2 separate regions of the Homo sapiens genome follow, and region 2 is linked to region 1. A link is an interaction called in ENCODE POLR2A ChIA-PET data of the cell type or tissue named here. Cell type or tissue: HepG2. All regions are shown on one strand. Each heading gives the region's core, and the rest is flanking DNA. Links, peaks and the distances in the headings are about the cores only. Region 1 has its middle 8.0 kb from the start of EVA1A. Region 2 overlaps EVA1A (eva-1 homolog A, regulator of programmed cell death).

Evidence for each region. Peaks named below come from ENCODE experiments on the same cell type or tissue, not always from the same donor. Only the 100,000 strongest peaks of a DNase experiment are listed, where the experiment ranks them.
Region 2: POLR2A ChIA-PET joins it to region 1 with 58 read pairs; 6 of 35 experiments call an interaction of 5 or more read pairs at or near these places.

What each region holds. Positions count from the first base shown.
Region 1 is chr2:75,562,262-75,575,681 of GRCh38, reverse strand. It overlaps a transcript of EVA1A not described here. Among named protein-coding and RNA genes, the nearest start is that of EVA1A, 8.0 kb to the right of the region's middle. In HepG2, for the core only: a CTCF peak has its summit at 1,394 (motif pointing left); DNase peaks (open chromatin) are centred at 4,061 and 4,491; H3K4me3 peaks cover 1,859 bases.
Region 2 is chr2:75,510,929-75,526,945 of GRCh38, reverse strand. EVA1A (eva-1 homolog A, regulator of programmed cell death) reads left to right here. Exons shown (of 4, transcript NM_001135032.2): 2 at 4,459-4,581; 3 at 8,738-8,890. The coding sequence starts at 8,806. EVA1A-AS (EVA1A antisense RNA) reads right to left here and starts at 2,878. Exons shown (of 3, transcript NR_110281.1): 1 at 2,795-2,878. RefSeq lists an enhancer at 2,675-3,874 and a silencer at 10,295-10,384. In HepG2, for the core only: no CTCF peak of the experiment used is centred there; DNase peaks (open chromatin) are centred at 4,195, 5,255, 8,135 and 10,345.

The DNA.
Region 1 (13,420 bases), core at 15-8,014:
TAAGGTGACATGTAAGGCAAGTAAAAGTTTTCAACACAAATTAAATAGGGAATTAAAAAGTACAAAATAAAAGAAATGACACATGGCAGAAAATTGATACTATAAGAAATCATAACATGTTAGAATTAAAGTAAAACATGAGCTTTATGAGTATAAGAACACACAGGGTGCTGGGCAGAATGAAATAAACTCACAATCAGAAATATTAATTAATTAATATTAATAGACTAAGAAGGATAAAGAGAAATTCTTAAAAGTTAATAGAGAAAAAGGAAAGAACAATTAGACTAACAAAAGACATTTCATTAGTAACAACAGATGCCAGGAGGTATAGAACAACATCTTCAAAGTTAAGAAGGAATATCACTGTCAACCTAGAATCTTATACCCAAATTATTTTACAAGAGGGGAAAAAATAAAGATATTTTCAGAAACATAAAAATTATTAGCATTTACCTTTTATAAACCCTTGAAGGAGTTACGAAAAGATGTACTTTAGCAAGAGGAGATGTAAATTCACAGGAAAGAAATGGGATGTAAAAAACAAGGAGCAAAAATGTCAGTAAAATATGTTGGCAAGTCTAATAAAATAATTTGGGGAGAGGGTCAAAAAGATGAAGCTAATATAAGGAAGTGGTAGATGTCAGTGAGGAAATGATACACATAAGGCCTTTCTCTTTTTCAGACTAGGGATGAGTGACAATCACTTGGAATAAGGCCGTAAGTATGCCATTTGAACAAGCCATAGCCTTAGCCGGTGGCCTCATCTTTCAGTAACCTTCTTTTCAGGACGGAGCTCCACTCTGATCATTTCTCAGGCACAGGGTGCTTGTAAATCCCATCACCCTTCAGGACATGACCCACTTAAAGGGGTAGAATTCTAAGCATATCTTCCAATTTTGGGATCTATAGCTTCATAGCTTCATCTCCTGTTCATTACTGTCTTGTTCATGGAAATGCTTTTTTCCATTTTCATATATACATTTATATATTTACAGTTTATTACTATTTTGGAGCAGAGGGAGAATTTCAAGCCAAAATGCGTAGCACATACATGCTTCATTGGCTGGAAACTCCCCCAAGTCTGTGCGAGATTACCTGTGCTCAGCTTAGCATCACCACCACCTACTTCCATAGACTCCCTGCATCACCAGTAAGAGGCCAGGAATGACATTTCCTGGAATCTTCTGCTTCTTGTGATCTTAAATTGATGTCAGTCAATGGGAGGGATTTGCCTGAGAGGGAAAGGCAGAGAAGTGAGAAAGGCCACACTCTCTGGAAGTACTTGTAGGCAGAGGCAGAAGGCAGATATAAGGTTCTTAGCAGCTGATTCAGGATACTTCCTTGTGAATGACCTTCTTTGGTGCTGTGGGAACCTGAGATAGCCCAGCGGTGCCCTCTAGAGAATCTCTCACTTCAGAGCTGCTGGCTGAGATAGATGGTAGGAGTTTCCTAAAATGTTCTGATATTTGAAACAGCTTTCAAATGATTGCTTCAGAATTTCTTAGGTTGGTAATGCAGGCTGGGGTCATCCCAAATGACTTCTTTAATCTTTGTTCCTTAGCCCTACAGACACCTATAAAAACCTCAAATGTCCTGCTTTAAAGCTTCAAAGCCAAAGTACTTAGAATAGATAGAGAAGTATGGTTGCCAGTCTCTAAGATGGCCCCTAATGATTGCTTTCTCCTTGTATTCATGATTTTGTGGAGTCCCCTCCCACATTGAATCAGAGATGACCCTAGGTAATCCATAGAATTAGGTGGAAGGGTTGATGTGTGACTTCTGAGGTTACATTCTAAAAGGCACTGTGGCTTCTGCCTTTTGGAAAACTTGCTCTGTGGGAAGCTAGTTGTCAAGCCATGAAGACACTCAAATAACCCTCTGGAGAGGCCCACCTGATGCAGAACTGGGGCCTCCCACCAACAACACGCACCAACTTGCCAGATGAAGGTGTGAGCTGCCTTGGAGTGGACCAGTTCCAGGCAAGTCATCAGATGACTTAAACCCCAGCCAACAACTGACTACAAGTTCCTGAGAGACCCCAAGCTAAGAACTTCATAGTTGAGCCACTCCTAAATTCCTGATCCATCAAAACCATGAGACATAATGAGTGATCATTGTTTTTATAAGCTACTGTTTTTGTTTTTGTGGGGGTGATTATACAGAAATAGGTAACTAATACAAGTGGCTTCTATTTTCCTCAATAAACTCATCATTTTTATTCATCCCAAATTGTCTTATATACCTATATAGTCACTGAACAATGAGAGTTAAACCTATTGCCATTGTTTTGCATGGAATTATTTGACAAGCCCAGGCAGCTTGTGGTTTTTCAAACTGGTTGACAATTTGCAGCTGGAGAGTTGTTTGTATCTGTCAAGATTATCAGTACACCCATTGCTTATTCACCTTGTAGAAACAAGATGGCAGATTTGAGAGTGTTCAGAATATAACTGGCTTGAATTCCATCTCTACTATTTTCTGGCTGTAAAATCTTGAGCAAATTTTAAACCTTTCTAAATTTTAGTTTACTTGACTATTAAGTATGAATAATAGTACCTACTTAACCTGGTTTATAAGCAGGTTAAATTTTAAAAGTTATAAAAACTTACCTCATAGTGTCTGGCATTTAGTGATCATTTGCTAATAGTTTCTATGATGATGGTGATGAATTTAGACTATGGTGTTTGATGTTCAATGCCTCCCACGAATCCCTTCCTGTGTCAGTTATCTAGTGTTGTATAATATACCACCGCCAAATTTGTGTCTAACAGCAGGTGACATTTTATTATCTCTCAAAATTCTGTGGGTTTACTGGGATCAGTTGGGTGGTTCTTCTTCTCCAAATGGGACTTCAGTCATCTGGGGGCTTGATTGGGTTGGAATATACAACATGGATCACTCACGTGATTGTTCTTATTACTGTCTGTTGGCTGGGAGCTCAGCTGGGCTTTTGATTGAAGAGTCACACATGGCTTTTCCATTTGGCTTGGGTTTTTCACAGCATGGTGGCTAGATTCTAAGAGGCAGTGTCTACAGAGCAGAAGTAGCCAGAAGCAGGAAGCAAAAGCTACTGATTCTCTCCAAGGCTAGGTCTGAAACTGGCACAGCATCATTCCTGCCAGGTACTATTTTTTAAGCAGCCACTGAATCTGCCCAGAATCAAGAAGAGACATAGACTCTATCTGTCAATGGGCAGAGTGATGGAGAATTTTTCATCATCTTTAACTCACCAAACTTCCCAATTTCCTTTCCAGATATCTCCCCAAAATCCCTTAAGGTGTACCTACTTAAGTCAAATAAGTGTATTGCCTTTTCCTAGCTGTTCCTTGCTGCTCTGTCCAAAGCAAGCCCAGCCCTCTCCACAAAGCTTTACTTAGCTATCTCAATTCTCTGGGGGATTCCTAAGACAGACTGTCAGGACTGGCCATTGATCAGGGTCTCATGTGCAGTTTTATGACGTCACATTTGCCTGTTATTTGGCACTTTTCAGGCTTGAATCTTCATTTCGAATGTCATTTCTTATTGAGTGGGTTTCATACTTGGCTTCCTGCATAAGCCTGCTATAAGTCAGTCTTTCCATGAATCAGTGCTTAGTAAGTGTTTTCTGATTTGAATGATGCTATGGGGTGGCAGTGGTGGAAGGGAATTGATATTTGAACACTCAGAGTCAAGCATGATCCTAAATGTTTACATCCATCATCTCATATATTCTTCATGACCATCCTGTAAGAGAAGTATTATTATTCCCATGTGACAGAAGAGGACGCTGAGTACTTAACTTGTCATGCTTAGTACAACTAGTAAGTGGGAAGTGGGAGAACCAAGACTGAATGCAAGTCTATCTGATGGCACGGCTTTCATCTTTCATTGGCATTGCCCTGCCTGCAACTCCCTTGGAATAAAACTATCTGGGAAAAGAAGGGGAAACTATGTGAGTAACTAAGGACTGTGGTTTCTAGAGCACTTGAGCCATAAACTCCCCGTGTTGAGGGCATGCTCTTGTCAGCCTCACTGTGTGCAGGCATTTATTTTGCTTGGGACCAAAGCTAAACATTAACCCACTTGAGCTTTGCCTTTCCTTTCCCATTTTCAAACTCCCATGGCTCCCAGTGGCTTTAGTCATGTATACCCTATCTATTATTATTCCCTTTTTAACTGCTTCTGGGCATGATGACTGCATGTTTGCAAACACCGTGGCATATTTGTGGTAATTAAACTTCACACCGACGTCTGGATCCAGGGCTTCCACAGGCCTCATGCTCCAGCATTGCCTGGGAGCCCCTCTGTATGCCTTCATTTGAGGAATCTCAAGTGAGTGCTTGTGGCTCCTTCTCCCCAGCCTCAGAGGGGAGAAAAATTGCTGGCCAGGCATTTCCAGAGGGCTTCAAGGGGATCAAAGAGAGAAAAGCAAACACTGAGGGAAAATGTGCTATTTATTCTTGGAACAAAGTTACATTGGCAGCTTTCTCCTCTCCAGTAATACTTGTTTTCCTGAAAGGATTACACTTGCATTTGCTTCCTCCCACAGGATTTAGCTGCCACTCAGCTCATGACCTGTAACTTCTATCTCCCGCCCCCTCCCAACCACGCTTTCAGTTTTCTCACAGGCTGGGCAAAAATTAAAGAGATTAAAATCATCCATGAGAAAAAGTGGGTTAGTGCAGCTGCTGCAAATACCCTGCGTCAGCAGCCCAAGTCAGCAGCTCAAGTCAGCAGCTCAAATAAACTTGGCCATGTGAGTAGTGTTCCTGGGCCACAGACAGGGAATCCCAGGCCTTTTAGGGCTTCCTCCTTAGGAAAGGAACGAGAAGGAGGATTAGGCTTAGTGGCGAGGGCTGCCAGGTAGAGGTGTCTTTCTTTGGGAGAGCAATTCCATTTGTGTTTTTCATGGCCATTTCTGCTTTTAATTAAGTAATTAAAGAAATTAAAGAAATTCATGGGTGGTTTTATGGCAGAGCAATTTATCGAGATATTTACCTATGTCTTGGTTTCTTCACTGAGGGTACTCTTTGCCTCAAAAAGGTAGCAAGACCCTGTCATGCCCTTGTCTTTGAGAGCTGTTTCGTTGCGGGGCTGAAAACAGGTTTTCCAGTAGGAGACATCCCTATTTCTGTTTTTGTTTCAGCTCCCTATGCACCTTGAGGAGAATCATGCTGCTCTGTGATGGGCAGGAGTGGGAGCTTTGCATTTCTGAAGGTGTGCACCCTGACTGGAGACTGAGGGAGTCTCTGAAAATGAGAGAAAGAACAGAGTCACTGGGGTGCCCTTGAAGTATGATCATCTGGACCTTGCTTTCCAACAGCACGAACAATGAGGGCAGCTGAGGGGCTGAAAGTGGCACTGGGGTAGAAATAACTAAACATTGAAGTCTGTGACCTTGAGAACCTCTGTGAAAAGAATCCCCAGGCCCAAGCCTTAGAAGAACTTGCCTCAGGGTTCCATGCTGTTTTGGAAAACAAGCCTGGATATGGTGACCAGGTAGACAAAGTCTCTTTGCATGCTCTGCGTCATGCACCTCTACCTGACACTGGACTTCCGTCTGACTCTGGGGAGGGGACATGCCCCAGTAATAACTGAGATTAAAATTTTCTATGAAATGAATAGAAAGCTCAGGGCAAATTATGTTAAATTAGAGAAGTAAAAGAAGCATGCATTTCTTGCACCCTAATCATGTGGTAGGTGGAGTGTGCAAACCTGAGACAGAGAGATGAACAAGAACCTATTGACCTCACAGGACTCGGATATGGGAGACGTAACAGGGTGCAGAGCTCTACAGTGAAAATGTGTCACAGATGCCCAGGACTCAGGTGGGGTTGCTGCCTCTGTTTGGGGGCAGACAAAGCTTCCCAGAATTGCTCACCTTTGTCCTCAGTCTTAAAAGATGAGCTGGAATTCCTTAGTGGAGGATGGGGGTGGAGTCAAGAACATTCTGTACAAAGGTACAGGAGCGTGAAATAGCATAACCTGTTTGTGAAACTGCAAAAAGGTTGACATGGCTGAAGCAGAAGATGGGTTGGTACTGAATGGTTGGGAGAGATATGTAGCGGCTGACCCTGAAGGACGTTGCAGCCCATGCTATGGAGACCTGATTTTATTTTGTAAGAGGTGGGCAACCCCTGAAGCATTTTAGTGATGCGAACAGATGTGTCTGTTACCAAGCAAAGCCAGTTAAAGAAGGTCACAGAGGAGGAATGATCACAAAGGTAGGAGGGGATCTAGGAAATGGAGAAGCACAGAAGTGAAAGGAGGAGGGGGTGTGAAGAAGGACGTGGCTACAGCAGCAAGTACTGCAGGGAGATGAGGAGCATTAGCAGGAGGCAGCCATGGGGGACTTTAATGAGGGCAGTTTCAGTGGCGTGTTGGGGACAAAAACCAGACTACCGTGAGCTGAGGATTGAAGGGGATTAAGAAAGTGAGGCAAGTGAATACCATTTATTTGAGAAGTTTGGTTATGAAAAGAGTGAAGTATAAATAAAAGTATCTGGAAATAATTAAAAATTATTAAAATATTTATTAAATTAAAATTAAATAATTAAAATGTCAAAAAACAATATATGTTGGCATGGACGTGATGAAAGGGGAATAATTTTACACTGCTGATGGGAAAGTAAATATGGAAAACAGTACGGAGATTCTTTAAAGTTCTAAAAGTAGAACTACCATTCAATCCAGCAATCCCACTACTGGTTATCTACCCAAAGGAAAAGAAGTCATTATGTGAAAAAGACACATGCAACACATGTTTATAGCAGCAGAATTTGCAATTGCAAAGATGTGAAAGCATAGTTCCATATCTTTGCATATTTAAGTGCTCATCAACCAACCAGAGGATAAAGAAAATGTGGTGTATGTACATCATGGAATACTACTCAGCCATAAAGAGGAACAGAATAATGTCTTTTACAGCAATGTGAATGGAGCTGGAGGCCATTATTCTAAGTGAAGTAACTCAGGAATGGAAAACCAAATATTGTATGCTCTTACTTATGAATGAGAGCCAAACTATGAGGATGCAAAGGCATAGAACAATATAATAAATTTTGGGGACTTGAGGGGGAAGGTTGGAAGGGAGGTGAGGGAGAAAAGACTACACACTGGGTACAGCGTATACTGCCCGGGTGACAGGTGCACTAACATCTCAGAAATCACTACTGAAGAATTTATCTATGTAACCAAAAATCACCTGTACTCCCAAAATAATAAAATAAAATAAAAATTAAAAAAAGGACAATATCTAGAAATGGGTCCAGAATCTTGAAGGTTTATTTAATAATTATTTATTTATTATTATCTAATAATTATTACTTAATATTAAACAATATCCTTTAATTATTAAATTTTACTTAATTATTTAATAATAATTATTGATTGGTAACAATGATTTATTATTCATTATCAAATAATAATACATTATTAACATAAACATGGGGGAGCTTCAGGTATGTTCAAGGCAGAGGAAGGAGACAGTGGGAAGATTAAAGAGAAGGAAAGAGGAAATAAGGATGAGGAGGAAAGGCCTGGCAAGCAGGGGCTTTGGCACAGAGAAAAGCCCCCCAGACCAAACTTCCCATGTGCCCAGGGAGTTTGAAGTCATAGGAAGCTCTGTTGCCCTGCACATCTCATTACAAGTAAACCTTATGCTTCTGGGAAGTATAGCAAGCCATTTAAAATAAATCAAGAGTATTGTATTGTTAATACATTAATCAAACCTGCTAATTTAACAGATTCCCAGTGTGGACTAAAAATGAAGCAAGTGAATCAGCCTTTCATTTATTAGCTCTTCTTCTGTTAGGATCAAAATCTTAGATTCTTCATTTACATCTACAGTAGATCCCAAACTCCATCAGATGTGTTCAGACACAGGAGACCGACTGGTTGCTGGTCGCGGACACTGGTTTAAGCAATGGAAATCACTCCGATTTGGGCACTGGGGACATGAACACATTGCCATCCAGTTGGTTTGATTAGATCTAGCATACCTGTGCATAAGGAAACCGTGTTCTAGAATTTGCAACCATGAAATCTATGAATGGAAGAATGGATTAAAAGCATGAACTATGCGGGTTTCAGAAATTTGGGACCCCTTCAATAATCTGTTCTGGTTAGTGTACACTCTTCAGGGAGATTAAGAGCTCGGTATGATTTGTTGTCTGTCCTGTGTTTTGCCCATTTATCTTTCAAACCAAATCACTCTTAATTTCTCAGGTTGACAACTTTCACAGAGTTACAGAAAATAAGTCTTTGAGGAATTTGGAAGAGTTGCAGGCAGTCTCATAATGAAACCCTAACATAGGGCTCAGTGTCCAGTTCAGGTATGCTATGAGGTTGAGCTATTTTAACTCAAAACTTATACTTTATTCCAAACTCTTATGTATCCTTTTTCTCTAAAAATGTATAGTTTTCTAGACATGCAGGGTAATTTTTCAAACAGGTCATGAGATTAAAATGTAGTGTGATATCTCAATTTTATAATGAGAGTCAATGGTATTTTCAATATAAAAATAGATTTATCTTATTTTAAAAATATTTATCTTATTGACAACTTTTTGCGGCCCATGTATATTGTGACTTGGGATCTAACTTGAATTTTCTTAAAGAACAACTATTAGCATTTTCTCTAGGCATCTTTCATAGTTCCGTTGTCTCATTTTTTATCATTGAAATCTCTCAATTTTACAGTGGCTTCCTGTTGGTTAGAAAGAGAGTGTTGTGTATGGATGATTTGTTTAAGTTCTGTTTATGCTTATTTAACCTTGTTAGCCAAGATGAAAAATGTAGAAGAGGTGTCAGCCTGGGCATGAGAATTCCCCTATAGAAAATAGAAAAAAAAATAAAGAAGCAAATTTTATACTAAGCTATGTTTATGTTTTAAATGGTGAATATGTTTTGATTAAAAACCTATCATTAATCAGAAGAAATGTTGTATTGGGCAGCAGCAACTGGCTAGAGAAATATTTTGATTTCTACTCTATTGCCCCAAGCAAGACAAAGTGTTTGATCCAGGAGTATTTAAATCTCTATTCTTCTGACTAGGGCCTGTGAGGAAATAATTCAACAAGATAAACCCCCACTCCACAATAGAACAGATAAAGAGGATACTTAATTGCTGCTTTTTACTCAATATTTCATCCTTTTCGGGCACATTACATTTAAAAAGGTGAGAGAAGTGATGAGAACATGTGGAAACTTAGCTGTGTGGCTTATATTCCCTAGAGGTCTTAGTTCCATGAAAAGTTCTTTTGAACGACTGACGTGTGCTCCTGGCATCCTCTCATATTCCTTTGTACAGGTAAAACTTTGCTTTCTGAAAAAAAAGACAAGGCCTGGAGAACGTGGGTTTTTATAATTTGGTTGTCTACATCTGGAATCTAGGACTGCAGAGGGGGTATAACTGTCAACATTGATTTATTTGGCAATTAAATGCATCCATTAGACCTTATAAAAATTTGGCAAAAGGTTGGACTATAAATAAGGCATACTGCATTCTTTGACCTTTGGTGTCTAGGCGATGTTAGTAGCTAATACTATCAAATGACTAGTTTCATTTCAGCAGGCTGTCGTGGAATGAATGAATGTAAATGCCACTTGGTTAATGACTATCCGTGGACCTTAACAGAAGTCCCATTACTTTGCCAGGAAATGTAATACCAAAGGTGAGACAACTGGAGAAAGAGAGAGATAGAGAGAGAAAGAGAGAGAGAGAAAAAGAGAAAGGTTGTCCTCATTTCTCCAAACTAACATTTTAAACAAGTATACATTTTCTTTTCAAATTCACTTTTGTTAAGATGAATAGATAGGAAATAACTGTAGGGCAAAGCATGAAAAAAAATTTTCGGCCTCCTGATTTTCCTAAAGTGACATCATTAATGGTGACACATTGGTGTCTCTGTCTGCACATCCATTAGCCTCTCATCAGGCCATGAGGCAATTTCCTTTGTCTTTCATTATTTGCTTTACATGCCTGCCTTGCTCCATCACTCCTGGAGATCATTTACTACTTCTGGAATTAATAAGAGCTGGAAGTTTGAAGGCTTCTTGTAAATAGCAGTGCCATAGTGGAAGAAGGCAAGGATTCTGGTTTCAATCATTTGTACTTTCTTGGGACAAAACCAGATTTCCTACCTTGTGGGGTAGGAAAATCCCCACATCCTACCACATGAGGATGATTTCAGTCACTTACGGCAGAGAAAAGTCCAGGGATTTTTGTCTGTTTGACATTGTCTTAATACTCCGCACACAGGAGAGCAGTTTTGATGTTCTCCTTTTCCTGGTGACGTTTGAAGATCATCTATTACTAGACTGAGCTCCTTACTGTTTGGAATTTGTCTCTGCATTTCCTATAGAAGTGGCTTTCAATCCTAACAGCACATTGTAATTATCTGGAAAGGTTTAAAAAAAAGCCCTACTCATAGAGATTCTGATTCAATTGGTCTGATCTGGAGCCCAGCTTGTGATTTCAGAACATGCCCCAGCTGAGAGCTGAGTGTATCGTGCAGCAAGGTTGCCTATGGTGTCTAGGACAGTTCTCTGTGAAGGGCGAGCAGTCTCCAGGAAATGACAGTTAAGCTGAACTGCATTGATAGACACACGGGTTACATAGTGCCAGATGATTTTGGGTGAGGACATATCGGGACATATTCTCACTGCAAGCATCTTGTGGTGCCTTTGGCAGCTCATCATTTTTGGGTAAACCATAGGAGTCTAAGGGTTTCACCTTCACTCAGCTGGTGACTCAGTTTGTTTTTGTTTTTGGCTGCCTTTGGGTGTTGTGCCTTAGTTTGTTCATCAGTAAAATGGGGGTAATCAAAGTCTGAGGTTGTATTTCTGTTTGAAGCAAAAACTAGTAAATATTTGCCACAATGAGCTTGTGTAAAATCATCAAATTACTGCTATGCAAATGCAGATGGAGTTTTGGAAGCAGAAGCAATAGGAATGTGGCTAGAGTCTTGTCTAACAGTAGCTGATCGGTGGTGCTCAGTGGTGTCATGGGTGGAACACGATCCTCCTATCAAATCTTGTCATCACGACATTTGCGCCACTGAGGGAATGCCACAGCCTCCACTCACTGAGAATTAAAACTATCACATCTTTGTATTAGCTGAAGGGGCCCTGGCTTCTAGACTTTTTCCATGAACTGGATGTGCTGTTGGCCACAACATCAGTGTGGGCGGATTGTGGTTCCCTGCTCTGACCACCAGCGCCATGGGAGCCCTGTGCACTCTGCTGGCATTACCTGCCCACATCTGCAAGGCTGCTCACACTGAGAGCCCCAGCTATCAGCCTTGGGCCGAGAACCGGGCATGAAGTGGTTACTTGAGATCCTGAGCTGCAGATCCTAGTTTCCTGGGATGAACCCTTTTCTTCCTCTAATTCTTCATCTCTGGTTAGAACTGGAGCTGTACGCTGTGCCTGTGCACATGGACTCCCTACTCCTCTGCCCTTCCTGTATCAGCCTGTGCGTTCCAACCTCTCCTGTGTTCCCTGACCACCTCCACCCTGAAGGTCTATCCAGCAGACCCTATGAGACCAGGATAGGGAGCTTCAAAAGGTAGCCATTGAGAATTTGCCCTAGTCTAGCAGAGGCTTAATGCCCCTTTCTCACATCTGACCTAAGGTCTTAATTGATATTTGGCACTGTTCCATAAATATGTCTCCCTAGAAATGGAAAATAGCTATTTCCCTCTTTTATAATAATTTTGCCATTAATGAAGCAATGGGCCCTCTCATCTTAGAATAAATCACCCCAGTGTTCAGTTTCTCTTAACAGTCTGTGGGTTATCTCTCCTCATCTCCTCTCAGCCTAGAGTGTCAAGCCACACACGGTACCTTCAAAAAAGAGCAATCAAAGACAACTTATTTTGTGGGTAGGAAAATGAGGCACAGAGAGTTTTGATGACTTGTAACCATAACAAGCGAATGGGACTTGAAGTGAAGATTCTTGCCTCCATAGAATGGGGGTGGGCAGAGGTGGTAGACAGGAACAACAATGCAATAGAATGTATACTTAAGAAACGGGCTACAGAGATGAACAGATCTTCATGTTGTTCCAGTTTTCTTATTTATAAAATAACAGAACAAGAATACTTAGCCAATCAAGATGCTGTGTTGATTAAAAGAAATGTATGTGGAAAGGATTGGCGTAGAGTTCGGTATCTATGAGGCTCTCATTAAAAGCATACACACACACATGAACACACGTGTGCATGCAAGCATGAAGTTAGTAGCTTTGAGGGGTTCCTTTCCAAGGTGCAGCCATAACCCATAGGTCCTCTGACATAGCTCCTGGTAGAATCTACCTCTGTAGGATCCTTAAGTAGTCATTTATCTCAATGTTGGCCTTCATGCAGGGATGCATGTTCTGGAGAATGACCCGTAGGAACCCCAAGAGGGGCTCTCAGGCTAGCAACGGATGCACTTCTGTCCTGCTGCACAACCAGAAGTAGATAATCTAGATGGCAGCTCTAGTCTCTCCATACCTGTGATTCCTGAAATCTGTTGAAGTGTAGGGGGTTCAACAGTATCTGCTTCATTTTAATAAAATGAGGCAATGTTTATAAGTGAGACACAGCCCAGTGACTGGCACGTACTAAGTACCAACACATATTAGCAGTTCTTAGTAGTGGTAGTATTTTTAAATCCAAAGGTAGATTGGGTCAGAGTGCTTCCAGGTGTCCTTTCTCCAGCCTGGGGGCAAATAAGTAGGCTCAAGATTAGGGCCCATCTATAGAAAGTCTGTGCTCACCTATTGGCACCTGTGCCCTATCTATTTATTTCTTTACTAATTAGTTCATTCAACACACATTTACTGAGCACTGATTGTATGTGTGCTCCTGTACTCGGCACACAAACCTCTGATCTCTGATATTCGTACAGGGCTGTGCCCTTGGCTAACACACGTAGTATTACATCAGGAAACCCCGCTTCTCATCACAGCCTCTCCATATGCCTGCTGGAAAGCTGGAGAGTTAGGGGGAGCTCTGATGATGGCCCTTGCATGCCAGAGTGTGGAATTTGGAGTCAGGCAAGTATGTATTCTTTTTACAGATAAGGAAACAGAGGTCGGAGAGGGGAGTACTTTCTCAAGTTCAGAGAGTAATTTAGTGCTGTCTGAGGCTAGAACCTTGTTCCCTGATTAGTTTAGGAAACAAGGGCCCTTTCTACCAGACCAGTTGCCTCTGCATGAGAGTGGAATAACCTGTCTTTACGTTTTCATCTACAGATAGGTGTTGTTTTCCTTTTGAAGAGCAGCATTTCAAGGTAAAATGAAGTAGCTCTTGAGTAAGTCTGAAACAGTGGCTCTCATCTCTGGCTGTATGAGATCATCTTGAGAGCATCTGAAAAAAAACTGATGTGGGAGCTCCACCCCAGACAATTACAGAAATATTTGTGAGGGTGGAGCTGGGGCCACCTATTGGTT
Region 2 (16,017 bases), core at 4,093-12,092, 53 kb after region 1:
CTGAGTTGAACCCCCAACAAGTCTTTCAGACCATCTCTGGCTTCTCCAACACATCCTGCACACTTCTGCCAGTGTTTTCTTCCTACAAGGCAGAACTGACCATGTCACTCTCCTGTTAATATTATTTACTGTCCATAAAATAAAGCTCAACCTCTGTAAGGCACTGCAGATCCACCAAAATGCAATTCCATCTTTGCCTTTGCAGCTTTGACTTCTGTTCAATTTCTCTGCCTATCCCTTTGCTCCTGTGCTAAAGATGTGTCGTGTACTTTAGCTCCTGCTCTTCCTTCTGTCTCCAGTGCTTTTCTTTACTCTAGCAAAGTATAGTTTCAAAGTTAAGAGCACTGGAGTTGGACTGACTAAGTTTAAATTCCAACTTTACCATTTTCTAGCTAGGTGATCTTAGGCAACTTTACCTCTCCATAGCTCAGTTTTCCCATCTGAAAAACAAGGATAATAGCATCTACCTCATGGGACTGTTATGAAACTTAAATTAAGTAGCACTTAGCAAATTATCTGGTTGAAGAGAAAGGTCTCAAAAAATGTGGACTATTAGTATAATTCCTTATTAAATTAATACTCAGTAGTTAAATTAATATGCAGTTGCTCAACATTCAATTTGAATGTTACCTCTCTATGAAGTCTTTATGGGTCCTCTGCATTGCTACCTTATTATTGAAATTAATTATTCTTTTCCCAACTGTCCACTTAATTTACATCGCATTTACATTTGATTCTGTTTGCAGTGCAGGTAGGTAGATCGCTGACCACATTTGCTCATTTCTGGATTATTCATTCAAAGGAAGCACTATGAGTCAATCATTGGGCACAGAGGTGAGTAAGATGTGGATCTTCCTTCAGAGAATTCTCAATTCCTTAGTAGCTGCAGATTGCTTGCTAAATAAACGGTTCTGGTGGGGCTTAATAAATATTTATTGATTTAAGACAAGCAAGCTCTGCCTTGGGATAGGAAGGTAGGCAGCCTCCAGGCTAAACAGCATCACAGTGTGTTAAAGTTAGAAACTTTTTGTGAACCACCCTTGGTACTGACCTCTGCATAGTGCTAAGTGAAGGCTTCAGGCTCTGTGTTAGAGCCCTGCTGTAACAGCATTGGTATTCCTGTGGTCTGTGGCCACCACCACGTAAGTCTTGACTAGGACCATATCATTTCTTAACCCTGGTCCTTTTATGTTCAAATCAAGACAAAGATTTTTCTTGAGGTCTCAGGAGTTATATCAGTGTCATTGAGGACATTGTTCATTCTGTTTTAAGGCCCATGTCTGACAATCTTAGCCTCACACACCTTGACTCCCATCATTGAGACAGAATTTGTTTTAAAGCACTTATGTGCCAGGAACTGTGTTAGCTACCACAAATGCAGAAGGATGGAACACAAGAGCCCCCTCAACAGCCAGGAGCTCATAGTCTCCATGCTGGAGCAATCGTTAGAAGCACAAAGCTGATTGTTTCACTATGGCCACCTTACCAACAATGCTTTGGTAGACAGGCTGGATAGGAAGCCAGATATTTTAGGCCAAGGAGGGACTGATGGAAGAAATGGAAAGAGGAAATATAAGTTCCTATGAAGATGTATGGCTGTGAAGGGAAGTAGAATGGGTGATAAGAAACCACAGTGGAGGTTGAGCAAAGGGAAGATTGCTTAAAGGTGGGGGAAATTAGGTAAGTTTATAGTAGATAAAAGGAGATAAGGGCAGTAGATCAAAAGATAGAGAGATTGAGATAGTGATTTGGAAAGAATAAGCAAATATTTGAGAAAGAACAATAGATATTCATGTACACATACATATATACATGCGTGCATACATACATATATACATTGTATATTTATATATGTATGTATATAAGTATAGAATGTATATATGTATGTGTGTTTATATATATGCATTTTGTATATGGGGCAAGAAGGTGAGGAGAAAATGAAAGACTAAAATTTTGAGAAAGAGAATTATACATATATATGTAATCACTCTATATACATATTATCTATTTATCTACCTACCTGTCTATCTATCAATCCATCTATCTGCCTACCTATTTATATAGAGAGATGGAGATCAGCCAGAAAAGGGAAAGTCAAAGAAGAATCATTCATTAATGGAACCATGTCCTGTAGGAAGAAGGAGGAAATAATTTGAAAGCACAGGTGAAAATTCCTTAGAGACAGAAGGAAGGAAGGTCAGAATGAGATGGAAGGGAGGAAAGTTAGAGTTCATGTAGGGTGCCCTCTATTTCTCTGGAAAGCTGAGAAGATGGAATGAGAAGATTGAAGAATGAGAAAGTGAGAAAGTAAGATGTCAGGGACATACATGTAAGCTTTCCTAGCAGCACTGGGGGCCTCCATTGATTTTGTAAACTCAGCATTTGCAATGCTGCAAATATGAATGATTATATTTTTTCAGAAGCACTAGCCTGTAGGGAGGAGAGCAAGCAGGTGAGGGTTGGAGTGCTTTGGGAGTTAGGCGTGAGGTTGAGGAGAGGGCAGCAGAAGGGTCCTGGTGAGAGCAGCATGTAGTGTAGTTGTAGTAGCCAGGCTGTGCAGAGAAAAGATGAATCTAGGATGACAGTGATAAACTGAGTGAGCAGGGAGGGGATGAGAAGATAGAAGCCTCAGAGAGCTTGGGGAGCACGTTTACTTTGATTCAGGTATGGAGAGTGCATAGCAGTATTCTCAGCTAATAAAGATATACTCAGCTAATAAAGCAGATTCTAGCTGCTAATAAAGATATACCCGTGACTGGGTAATTTATAAAGGAAAGAGGTTTAATTGACTCACAGTTCTGTATGGCTGGGGAGGCCTTAGGATCATGGTGGAAGGGGAAGCAAACATGTCCTTCTTCACGTGGCAGCATCAAGAAGTACTGAGCAAAAGGGGGAAATGCCCCTTATAAAACCATCAGATCTCATGAGAACTCACCCACTATTAGGAGAACAGAAGCATGGGGGTAACTGCCCCATGATTCAATTACCCCCCAGCTGGGTCCCTCCTACAACAGTTGGGGATTATAGGAACTATATTACAAGATGAGATTTCAGTGGGGACACAGCCAAACCACATCAGAGAGGTAAGATAGAGGTTCCGATTGGAGAGTGAGATTTCTCAGTGTGAGTCATTCATCCAGCAAACAGTCCCTGAGCATTAGCTCTATGCACTTATTGTGGGAAACTCTGAGAACAAAGATAAGAATTAAGGCATGGTCCCTGCCCTTACGGAGTTCACAACCCAGTATTCAGAGGTAAAACCTTTCCAGGTGATGACAAGGTCCAGGATACATCTCTGGAAATGATTCACTGTGATGGTTGGGAGGGGAAGGTTGATGGGGCAGTGGAAGCCAAGTGGCTGGCAGGCTGGCATGTTAGATGTATCATCCCCAGGTGCTTATCAGTGCTACAAAGAAAATCGGGGTTTCTCTCAGCTCAGTTATTTCTCTGGGGCCATGTGTATCCTCTCCCCAGCCGGTGATATAAGGACTGTTTTTCCATTTGAGCTTTTGCTCTTCAGACTCCCTGTGACTGTCCTAGGGTCAGTGCCTGATAGTTTTCACCAGTGTAGAGTGGAAGGTCAATGGGCCTCAAAGACCTACTTCTGCACTTTGGTACATGAGTCTGTAGACAGTTACCCATCCCATGCTTCCAGTTTCCTTTTCTTTCTTGCCCTTATTTTCTTGACCTGTAAAATTAACGTAGGATAGTGACACCAATCCATTTTGGGGAAGAAATAGCTGAGATGTGTCTCTATAAAGTAATCAATAAGCAGAAGTCGGAAGCCACAGTAGTTGGAAGGGTGTGATGATGACGAATGAATGAGTGTGCACACGTGAAGTGGGGACAGCTCAATGCTCAGAGCTCCATGACTGATTTCATTCTTCCTGCAAGCTTCTAAGTGAAGCTAGACACAGAGAGGAGATTTCCTACCTGGGCCTAGCAGAGGCCTTGACACTTTAGCAAGGAAGGCATAGGGTGTCGGAATCTACATATCAGCATTTCCAGGATTCTAGTTCCTACAGAGCTGTGTGAGACTTCATTTCATGGCCCATCTGGGCATTGCTAGAAGGAAACAGAATTCCCTCCCTTCCTGTTCCAGAGAGGCTGGCCTGCAAACTTCACTGATGAGGGGCCAGATTGGGACATCCCACACTAGCTGTTTTGTGGATTTTGGCTGACAGGAGCAGAGAGGAAGCATGTTTCTTTGATCTTTTACCTCTTGCATCCTTTCTGGTATGACCCTGGGAGACTGGTTTATCTGGCTGTCTAGTTCAAATTCCAGATTACACTCTGTCAATGGGCTTTCTCCTCTCTGGGGATGCTATTCATCCTTCCAAGGATCCAGACACTAGCCACCAAAGCTTCTCTGCTGGGTTCACACACATACCAGGTCTAAGGTATGATGTGATCTCCTGGGTATATGATGGTTTTTGTGCTGCTTCTTTTTTCTTTCAGAGTCTGAGAAGCCAACTGGGGCCAAACAAGTTTTAGAACCTCTACTGGCTGATGCCAACATCATCAGAGATGAACTGTTCTTACCAGAAACTTCTCTGCTCCTGACACCCCACCTCTCCCCAGGTAGCTAAAGGGATAATGAGATTATTACCCCCTGAACACTATGTATGGGGGTGACATACCAGGGGACACTCAGTTCCAATTGCAATATCATAGGCACAATATTAGAAGAATATTTGGACACTTTGATAGCCAAAGAAAGGCATTTGGAAGATTAATAGGGGGCTTCACTGCAATAGGTCTTTCCTTTGCTTAAATCATGAATTTTTTATTAAATTTTACACAAATACATTTTTTCATCTATTCATACGATCTTTTTCCTGTTAATCTATAAATATGGTAGAGTACACTTATTTACAATCCAATTTTTAAAAATAAATGCAATAACATCTCTTACTTAAAATTAAGCCATATCATAATGTGATATGAATTAGAATTTTATTGACTTCAAATTTAATACCGCTAAAAGATAACTCTGCCATCATTCTTATTAACTTAAAACCAAAATTTGATTGCAAGATTCTTTAAATAAAGTAACCTTCAAAATTCCCTGTTTTACCTCACCAACACAATTTTTAAATTGTGGTAAAATACATATAACAAAATTCGTCATCTTAAATTACTTTTAAGTGTATAGTTCAGTGGCATTAAGTATATTTACATTATTGTGCAACCATCACCATCATCCTTCCCCAGAACTCTTTTCATCTTGCAAAACAGAAACTTTGTACCCTGTACCCTGTTCAATAATTATCTTTTCCCTGCTCCTGTTCCTGACAACCGCTACTTTCTGTCTCTATGAATATGACCACTGTTGGTGCTTCATACATGTGGAATCATATAATACCTGTCCTTTTTGACTGGCTTATTTCACTTAGCCTAATGTCCTCAAGTTTAATCCATGCTTATGCCTTCCTTTTTAAGGCTGTGCGTAATATTGCATTGTATGTGTAGACAACATTTTATTTATTCATCCATCTGTGGATGGACATTTGGGTTACTTCCACCTTTTGGCTATTGTGAATAATGCAGCTCTGAACATTGGTGTACAAATTCTGTTCAAGTCTCTGCTTTAAAATCCTTTCAGTATATACCCAGAGGTGGAATGGCTGGGTCATACAATAATTCTATTTAAACATTTTTTAAGGAATAGTCATCCTATTTTCCACAGTGGCTGCACAATTTTACCTTCCCATCAACAGTGCACAAGGGTTCCAATACTTATTTTCTGATTTTTGATAGTAGTCATCCTAACGGGTATGAGATGATATTTCATTGTGGTTTTGATTTTGATTTCATTAATGCTTGGTTATGTGGAGCATCTTTTCATGTGCCTATTGACTACTTGTATATCTTTGGAGAAATATTGCTTCAAGTCTGTTGCCCATTTTTAAATTGAGCTCTTTGTTTTTAGTTGTTGAGTTGTAGGAGTTCTGATATTAGGAATTAGGATAGGTAGCAGTCTGGATATTAACCCTTTATCAGATATATTATTTGCAAATATTTTCTCCCATTTTGTGGGTTGCCTTTTTACTCTGTTGTGCCCTGTGATGCACAGAAGTTTTTAATTTTCATAGAGTCCTTTTCTTTTTTTTTACTTTTGTTGCCTGTGCTTTTGGTGTCATATCCAAGAAATCATTGTCAAATCCAATGTCATGAATCTTTACCCCTGTTTTCTTCTAACAGTCTTCTAAAATTTTTAGCTGTTACATTTAGGTCTTTGACACATTTTGAGTTAATTTTTTATATAGTGTAAGGTAAGGGTCCAACTTCATCCTTTTGCACGTGGACATCCAGTTTTTCCAACACCGTTTGCTGAAAAGGCAGTCTTTTCCCATTGAATGGTCTTGGCACCCTTGCAAAAATAATTTGAACATATATATATGTAAGGGTTTATTTTTGGATGTTCTATTCTATTCCATTAAGCTACATGTCTGTTTTTATATGCTAGGCCTACACTGTTTTGATTACTATAGATTTATAATAAGTTTTGAAATCAGGAAGAGTGAGATGTCTAACTTTGTTAATTTTCAAGATTGTTTTGACTGTTTGGGGTCCCCTGAGATTCCATATGAATTTCAGTATGGATTTTTTTATTTCTGCAAAAACATCATTGAGATTTTGGGACTGCCATAAAACTTCTGAATTCTTTCTTATAGGAAACATTTGCCAGACAGATGAAGAGAAGGGGGGCATTTAGGCAACAGGAAGAGTGTGACCAAAAGCATGAAGAGGTGAAAGAGCTTGCTCTACTTGGGGGAACTAAAAGTAATCTAGTATTGTTGAAGCTCTAAGCATTCTTATTATCTGTGTGTATATGTGTGTGACTGTCAGCTTGGATAGGAGATACATTAGGAGGTAAGGCAGAGGTCAGATATTGTGAAAGTGGATGTGTATTGTGTTAAGAGGTCAATGGAAATTCATTAGAGTTGGGTTGTGGAGTGATGTGATCATATTTGTACTATAGAAAAATGACCCTGTTAATAAGAATGGGTGCTATATTGAGAAGGAAGGAGGTATCATCAGAAAGACCAGGTAGGAGATTGTTGCAAAACTCCCAGAAATAAAATGATAAGACTTGCAATCTGGTAACATTAGTGGAGACAGGAAGGAGGGAATGGTTTTGAAATACACATGGCTCACTACAAACTCAGACATATTCCAGTAGCTTCACTCTTTTCCTGGGTCTTGAAGTCCTCAGATCTGTAGAACAGCCTCTGAACTCAGTTTGATGGCTCTCACCATTCACGTGTATCATCCAGTTGCCACCTTTTAGGAACACAAATGACTGTTGAAAGAGGCGCTGTGTTCTGGCTCAGCGGCTCAAGGGTCCCTTAACAGCAGCCAGTCTCTTTTCAAAGTCCCTGGAGCTCCCACTCCTTCTCCTGTCACTCTCAGAGCCTCTGGCCGCTCCAAGGACTTTATGGTTGTTTCTTTGTGCCTGTGAGTTGGTTGGTGTTTTCTTGTTTTGGTCTTTCCTGAAGCCTGCTGAAATCTACCAGCCAGAGAGTGTTCTGTTATAGCCCATTCTATTTACCTCACGGAACTGCCGCTCTCCAGGCCTTCTAATTGTGGCCCATGTTACTCATATCTGTGACCCACTGAGATCCCAGGTTCATTCTCCAAGCCTTGACACCCTTCTACACTCTGTGACTCAATTGCCTGCCTTGAGTTCATAGCAGCATCGAATGAGCTGTTCATGAGCAGTTCATAGCAGCATCGAATTGGGTCTCTGCCACCTCTCTCCCACTTCGTGCCCAGGAGCTCTCTGTAAAGCCTTTGCTGAGTAACTGGGCAATGCTAATGCCAGGCTTGTGCTGCAGCAGCTGGGGAGAGGATGTGCTCCTCCAGCCAGAGGCTGGAGCACTGAGATCCCAAGTCCCTGTTCTGATCCCTGGTGGGATGGTTCTATGGATGGGCAGTCTGGGCCATGTGTGTGTTCTACTGGCCCATCACAGTCACAGGTGGAGTCATGGAGCTAGAGGCAGGGAGCAGCTCGAGCTCTCAAATTCCTGTAGATATTTTAGAATGAGAACTGCTTTGGCAGTTCTGGGATAGCCAGCTCTGAACCACTGCCAAAGGCACACATTTAGTGACCTGAGGGATGAGGCAAACTGATCAAGGTACACAAGTGTCATCAGTGCAGGCTCCCGGGAAAGCACAGCAGGAGAGGAGAGGGCTGTGGCTTGTAGTTAAAACGCAGTGATGAATGTGACGATGATTTGAACCCGATGGGCTGTGCCTCAAAGGTGAACCAGGGAGAATCAAATAAAGAGTTCCAGAAGTGGTAAGGGGGAATTGTTTACTGGGAATTAGGAAGATACAGGGCAGAGAAAGGAGAAAGGTCAGGAAAATCAGGGATGTAAGGAGTTTCTACTTCCTTGAAAGCCAGGAAGCTCGCTTGAACAAAGAGCACAAGACCCCAAATCTTTGTGGCCCCACTGGCTGGGAGAGCTCGCTGGTCTTTCTTTAGGAGCCTGGCTAGTTTTTGCAAGCATAGTTTTCACAAGCAATTGAAGGATAATTTCCTTAGCTCTATAGTGAAGCTATACCCCCAAAAAAGTGGGGCTGGCCAGAGAGGGTCTGTAGTTTCCAAAGCCCCAAAGGACACCTGCAAATCAGCTGTTGCAAAAATATGTCTTTAGGAGTCCAGGCTACCTGGAACATGGCCTCAGGACAGCAGAATGTTTCTTATCACTCACTTTATGTTCCCAAACAGAAGAGAAGAAGGAGAGTGGCCACGTTGATTCAGCCAAGCACCTCCAGGAGGTCCCCTCTGGATGTCCCATGAGGCTGCCCCTCAGCCACAGCCCAGAGCACGTGGAGATGGCTTTGCTCAGCAACATCCTAGCGGCCTATTCCTTTGTCTCAGGTAGGTGCCTGGTTTCCACTGGGCCAGGACTGAGGTCTGGGGCTGGGTCCAAGGTTGTCTCCTGGGTGGCCATCTCTGGCCTTATTCTCAGTAAAGACACACTACGTAATCAAAGCTACTGCTCTGCTTTGCTGAGCTTTGAGATGAAAGGTCTCCAGGTTGGGAGTTAAGCTTGTCATTCTCTAATTTGAAAAATGAAGGGTTCTAAGAGCTTTGTCTTGCAGAAAATGTTTAGCTGCTCAAGTGAGTGATTGAAGTGGCCCAGGGCTACTGTTGGCTTCTGTCACTATGCATTAACTCTGACCAAGGAGGGGGCTGATGGAGTACCTCAGCCTGGTTATTCTATGCAGTTAACCTCACACAGGCTGCCTGTGTGTGAGACTGTGTGTGTGGGAGAGAGAGTATATGTTTATATGTTCTGTGTTTGGGGCCTTTCTGAGGTATTTGACGAAGCTGTAGATGAGATGAAGACAGAAGGCATGCGGAGTATGGAAGAGTCTGATATTTGTCCCTTCGTTGGTTCAAAGTTGCACTCTTTAGTAAGATGGCTGATTTTCTCCTCAAGATCATTTCTTGAAAACAGATGTTGTTCATATAAAAGGAGTCATTTAAAAATACATGAAAATGCTCACTGGTTTGAATGACTAAACTGTTCCTCTGTTGCTTGAATGAGTTTTTAATTTCTTGATACTTTTCTTTTGTTTTTGTTTTGTTTTGTTTTGCCTGATGTCTCTGGATATATTGTATAAAAAGGAAGGGACTAGGGTTTCAATTGGATTTCCTTTGGGCGAGGACTAGTTTTACTTTCTAATTCTCTAGGCAGGGTTGACACATGGTGGTCTAAGAGTTGAAATGCAAACCTGACATTATGATTTACAGTGGCAATTCTGAGCCAAGTGGAGGGTTCCATGAGCCAAGGAAGTTCATGGCTTCTCTTTGTAAGAGGATCTTGGATGACGCGCAACCTGATTTCAGAAAAAAAAAGGACTGCTCAGGGTCTTGTTCTGGGCAAGCTGCAGCATGTAGTCTGCTTGTGCCTCAGGTCCAGGGCTCTGCCTTCTTAGATCAGTGAAGGCCTAGGTCACCAGTCAGCTCCTCTTCCCCGTTAAGGAAGTCCAGGGCCTCCTTCTCCAGGCACTCACCCATTAGAGGAATCTCATCTTTGCTCTTGCTTCAAGGCAACATTGGAGAGAAAGGACACAAGAGCTGGAAGAGAGGTTTGAAATTCAGACATCGTTTTCACAAGCAATTGAAGCATAATTTCCTTAGCTCTGTAGTGAAGCTATCCCCCAAATGAAGTGGGGCTGGCAGAGAGGGTCTGTAGTTTCCAAAGACCCAAAGGATACCTGTGAATCAGCTGTCACAAAAATATGTCTCGCATGAGAGCAAACAGCACTGCACTTCGGATCTCTGATCAGCACAGGAGGTACCTGGCAATTTTCCATTTCAGTCAACATGACCCTGAATTGTGACCACTGAAAGTGGTAACTCATTGAATAGTCCTGTGTTTACCATGTGTCTTGTGATCTTGTCAAGGCTGAAAAGTACATGGCCCTGTTTTTCTCTCCCCTCCAAACTTCCTCCTTCCTGCCCCATACTCATGAATTAAATACTACTTGGGATGCAGGAAGACAATGCTTCTTTAAGTAAGTACGGGCTGAGATAAAAAGAAAACACAAGGAAATGGAAAAGCAGTGTGGCTAAAATAAAATTTGGATGCAGTGTGTAGACTCAGTGACTGAAAATCTATTCTGAAATGGGGAACACTCCCTGATTATAAGTGAAATTAATAAAGAAAATTTCAAATATGTATTTAAATATTCAAGATACAAATAACCATTGTTTTTAGTGAAGAAAATCAAATAAATGGATTGGAAGCAATGATGAAAAGTATGATGGAAGAAAATTGTGGAAAATGTCCTAATCTTGTAGCTGTCTCATGTCCTCATTCTGCTCTATCAGATCTTCAACCCCGCAGGGCCCCTGGCCCCTCGTATTTTCTCCCAGTGCATCTGTTGCCTCCTCTCCTATCCACGTGGTCCCTTATTTCAGCAACACATTTGCTAATACACATAACTGCCTTATTCTTTTGTGTAGCTTCTGAGTAAACCAGTAGGTGAAACCCCAACTCTGAGTAAATCCTGCTCACTTTCTTGTGTGTGTGTGTGTGTTCTTTGTTAGGGGGGTGTCTAAGGTGCTTGGTAACCTTGTGGGAGAGATGGAGACAGAAGAAGGCACGTGAGTTGGGAGAGTCTATATTCGCCCTTTTTTTACTTCAAAGTTGTACTCTTTAGGAAGACGGCTGACTTTCTTCTCAAGATCATTTATTGGAAACAGATACGGTTTATATAAAAGGAGGCATTTAAAATTACATGAAAATGCTCAATGGTTTGAATGACCAAACTGCTCCTCTGCTGGTTGAGTTTTAAAATATTTGATATTTTGTTTTTGTTTTGCCTGATGGTCTCTGGATTTTATGTAAAAAGAAGGGGACTAAGGTTCTGATTGGATTTCTCTTTGGGCAAGGACTGGTTTTACTTTCCAGTTCTAATCTAGCCAGGGTTCATATTAGATGACTTAAGAAAAGTGACCCTTTCTCACTCTGTACAAGTTATCAAACACCAGTATAATTTGCCATTTGAAGCCACTAGAAATTCATAGTCTCCAATCTCAGCTGAGCTTTTCACATCATACCTTAATCTCCCTGTTTACTTCTGGACACATCTTGTGCCCATTCTTCACAACAAACATTTCAAACCTTGACCATTCCAATAATTGTAAATATCTGCTTACCACAATGGGCCCTACAAGTAAATGACAAGTGTCAAACTAGGGGAAAATGAAACATTAATGAAGAAGAGTTAAAGTTTATAACAAATAAAGAGCTTTTATAAATCAATAAAAGTGTCCCAAAAGGAAAGTGGACAAAAAACAAGAATCAACAGTTTGCAAAAGAAGAAATACAAATTATCAATAAAACATAAACAGCTCAAATTCTGGCAGAAAAATGCAAAATGGAAACTGCAATGCGATTAACATTTTTATTTTATACATTTCTCAAAGACTTGACTGATTAAGTATGTAATTTTGGTCTTGGAGAAAGTCTGGGGAGATGAGTACTTACACATCGTGCTGATGGAATTGTGAATTGCTACAACCTCTCTAAAAAATAATTTGACAATATCCATCAAAGCCCTTAAAAACACATACGCTAGCCAGAAATCCCACTTCTGGAAATGTCTCCTAAGGAAAGAATTAGGGATATAGGCAGAAATTTTACTGTGAGGATGATTGATCTCAGAATTATTTATAATACATGTAGTAAAATATTAGGGAAAATTTGTATTAATTGAAATAGATGTTTATGACATGCTACTAGGTAAATAAAGCCTGTTGCCACACACCATATATATTATAATCCCATTTATATATGTATATTCATATGTATAGGTAACCACATTTTTGTAGGTGAAGGTATATGTATTTTTAATTTTCTTTTGCTTAACTGTATTTTTAATAACAATTCATTGATATTACTTCATAAGAAATGTTATTTTATTAAAATATTATATTTTGAATTATACCATACATATAGTAGACAATTATCACACCTCTGTCTTTCCTAACTTCCTGAGCTTCTTATCTAAGTGTCCTGAAAATAACTATTTGGTTGTGCTATAAGCATTTCAAATTCACTCCAGCCTAGAATAGAATATTGTCCTTCTCTTTAAATATGCTCTTTCTTTTATATACCCATCTAGGGCATCACCTAATCCAGAAATAGGATTTTTAACCTTTGATGCATCTTCTTCACTGCCCATATCCAACTGGTTTGGGTCGATTCATTTTGCCTCTTAAAATGTATGGCGTCCACTTTAGTCCCACCATCATTGATTGACTGGCTCCAAGCCCCATCATGTTTTCGCCTGCCTTATCATAATGGTATTTGCTGTGGTCTTGCCTCCATGATCTTGTTTCACAGTCTATATTTTGTAGCAAAATGATGTTTCCAAAATTCGGATGTGATGATGCAATTCTTTTTATTTTTTAGCATCCCTTAGTGGATTCTCATTATCTCTGGGATAAAATCCAAACAATTTTGTGTGGTTTAAGAGTCAGGATTGTTTTCAACTGCAAAAAATGAAAACCTCAACTTGGTGGCCTAAACACATAGACGTTATCTTACCCACATAGTAAGAAGTCTGGAGGTAGGTGGTTGCTAACATTGGCTCATTAGCACAAACATGTAGAGGCCTGTCTTTTTCTTTCTCTGTCTGGCTTATTTTACTCAGTGTAATATATTCCAGCTTTATCCATGTTGTCACAAGTGGCAGTATCTCCTTCTTTGTTAAGGCCGAATAATATTTCATTTTGTAAATATACCACAGTTTTTAAAATCTATTCATCCATTGATGGACACTTTGGTTGTCTGCATTTCTTGACTATTATGAATAGGGCTACAATGAGTATGGAGTGCAGATATCTCTAAAGATACTGATTTCACTTCCTATGGGTATATACCCAGTCAGAGACAGAAATAAAAATACTGTATGATCTCACTTACACATAAAACCTAAAAAAAATGTTGAATACATAGAAACAGACAGTAGAATAGTAGTTATCGGGCAAGGAGGAAGATATGAGAAGTATGTCCAAAGATACAAACTTGCAGTTTTCTGGGATGAATAAGTCTAGAGTTCTAATGTATAGCATGAGGATGACAGTTAAAAATATTTTATAGTATACTGAAAATTTGCTAAGACAGTAGATTTTAGGTGCTTTTACCACACAAAAAATAAAAAGAAGGTGATGAACATGTTTATGCACTTGACTGGAGTAATCATTTAACAAAGCATATGTGTAGAAAAACATCAGGTTGTACACCTTAAATATATACAATAAAAAATGTAGGGGCCAATATCTCTGTGATTCTCAAAGCCTTTTTTCTGTGTTTGTCATCTCATGGCTGCCAAATGGCTGCTGTTGTTCAGGCTGATTCAAGATCAAAAAAGGCAGAAAATGGAAGGAGGTTCCAGTAGATCTCCTCTCAGATTTCATTGGCCAGGACTGTGTCACATGGTCATTTCTAGCTGCAAGGGAGGCTGGAAAAATGAGAATTTTAGCTTTTTCAATCTTTAGATCAGTAGTTCATATCAGGTGTGATTTTGCTCTGCAAGGGGACTTCTGGCAATGTCTGGAGGTATTTTGGGGTGTCACAGCTTAGAAGTGCAGGCTGCTACTGGCATCTAATGGGTGGAGAAGCATCCTACAATGCACAGGACAATCTCCTGCAACAAAGAATTATTGGGGCCAAGACATCAATAGTTCTGAGGTTGAGAAAGCATGCCCTAGAGCAGAGGCAGGCAAGGAAGAAAGGACTTGATGATGGTTTGAGGCATCCCACTCTGAAGGTCCTTCTGTGGCTTACCAGAGCTTTTAATGTCTGACCTTTACTACTCCATGCTTTTATTTAGTCACTACCCTCTCTGACCAAGACCTCTGCTCCAGTTATTCTAAACCACTTGCCAGGTTTTTTCTTACCTCATTGCTTTTGCACACTCTTTTCCTTTTCCAAGAATTCTCCCTTTTAGTCCTGGACTGGCTGACTCCCTCCCAGTCTGCAGAACTCTCTTAGGGTCATCTCTCCTCAATCTACCCCACCTCGAATCAATGGGCTTAGGCACCCACCCACACTCTCCCACATATGTTTTATTTCCCTGTATATTAGCACTTGGATTGGAGGACTTAAGATTTCTTTTTTAATTGTTTGTAAGGAACTCATTGGGACCAGAATATGATAGTTTATAATGAAGATAATATCATTAATAATACTGACCTCATTAATAACTCCTAACAAGGTTGTTAGAAAGAGTAAATGGAATGATTACTCATTTTAATTTAATGATTTGAATATTTAGCATATTTGCCTGGCTCACTCTTCTATTTCCTTTAAGTTTTTTTTTTCTCAAAAGTCACCTTTGGGTACCCCATAAATATGTGTAGCTTCTATGTACCCATAAAATTTTAAAATAAACAAATAAATCACCTTCTCCTTAAATTTTGCTCATCACTCTCCACTTCTCCCCAAAACACACATTCAGCATTTCATATCCTTCTTCCTATTTTTCCCATTCTTTCCTCCTTATCACCTTACCATCATCCACCATACTATATATTTTATTTATTTGTTTAGTATCATCTCCCCTGCTGGAACTCCTAGGAGAAGAGAGATTTTTGTTTCTTTTGTTGACTGCTATATCCTGCGCATGTAGAATAGTGCCTGGCACCCATCAGATGCTCAGTTAATCAGTGAATGAATATGGCTCAATAACCAAATAATTATAAAAAGACATGTAGCAAGGAGTCTTACCCAAGAGCTGCTTCCTCCATCCAGTTCCCAAACTTGACCCATCATCAGGCTCTTATGCATCCTTCCAGAGTTCTTTATGCAGATATTAAGAAAATACAAGGGTATAGTTTTCTCCTCCTCCATTTCATGCACAGGTAGCACACCATGCATACTGTTTTGCCCTTCACGTTTTTCACTGAATAATATATTATGGAGATATTTTAGATCAGCATGTGGAGACCTTTCTCATTCTTTTAGACAACTATGTATTATTCCATTATATAGATAGACATCCATAGTTTAACCGGTTCTTTACTTATGTCCAGTGAAAATGGTTTAAATCTTTCCAAACTGAGCAACAAACAGAGCTGCAATAAATAACTATGACATGTATGTTCAAGTGCTGTTGTAGAGTAAGTGCCCCAAAGAAGAACTGTGGGAACAAAGTATGTGTAAATTATCAACTGAGAAAAATATTAATAACTTATCTTTTAAATAATTTTACCAATTTACTCCTAAAAGATATATGAGAAGCCCCTGCAGCAGTGTTTTCAAACTTTTGAACTTTGACAATCTGATAGATGAAGAACGATATCTAAGTGCTATTTAATTTCTGCTTCTCTAGATCAGAGGTCAGGAAGCTTTTTCTTTAAAGGGTGAGACAGTAAATATTTTCAGGTTTGTGAGCCAGTCTCTGCTGTAACAACTCAACTTTGCATTGTAGCACGAGAGCAGACATAGACAATGCACAAATGAATGGGCAAAATTGTGTTCCATA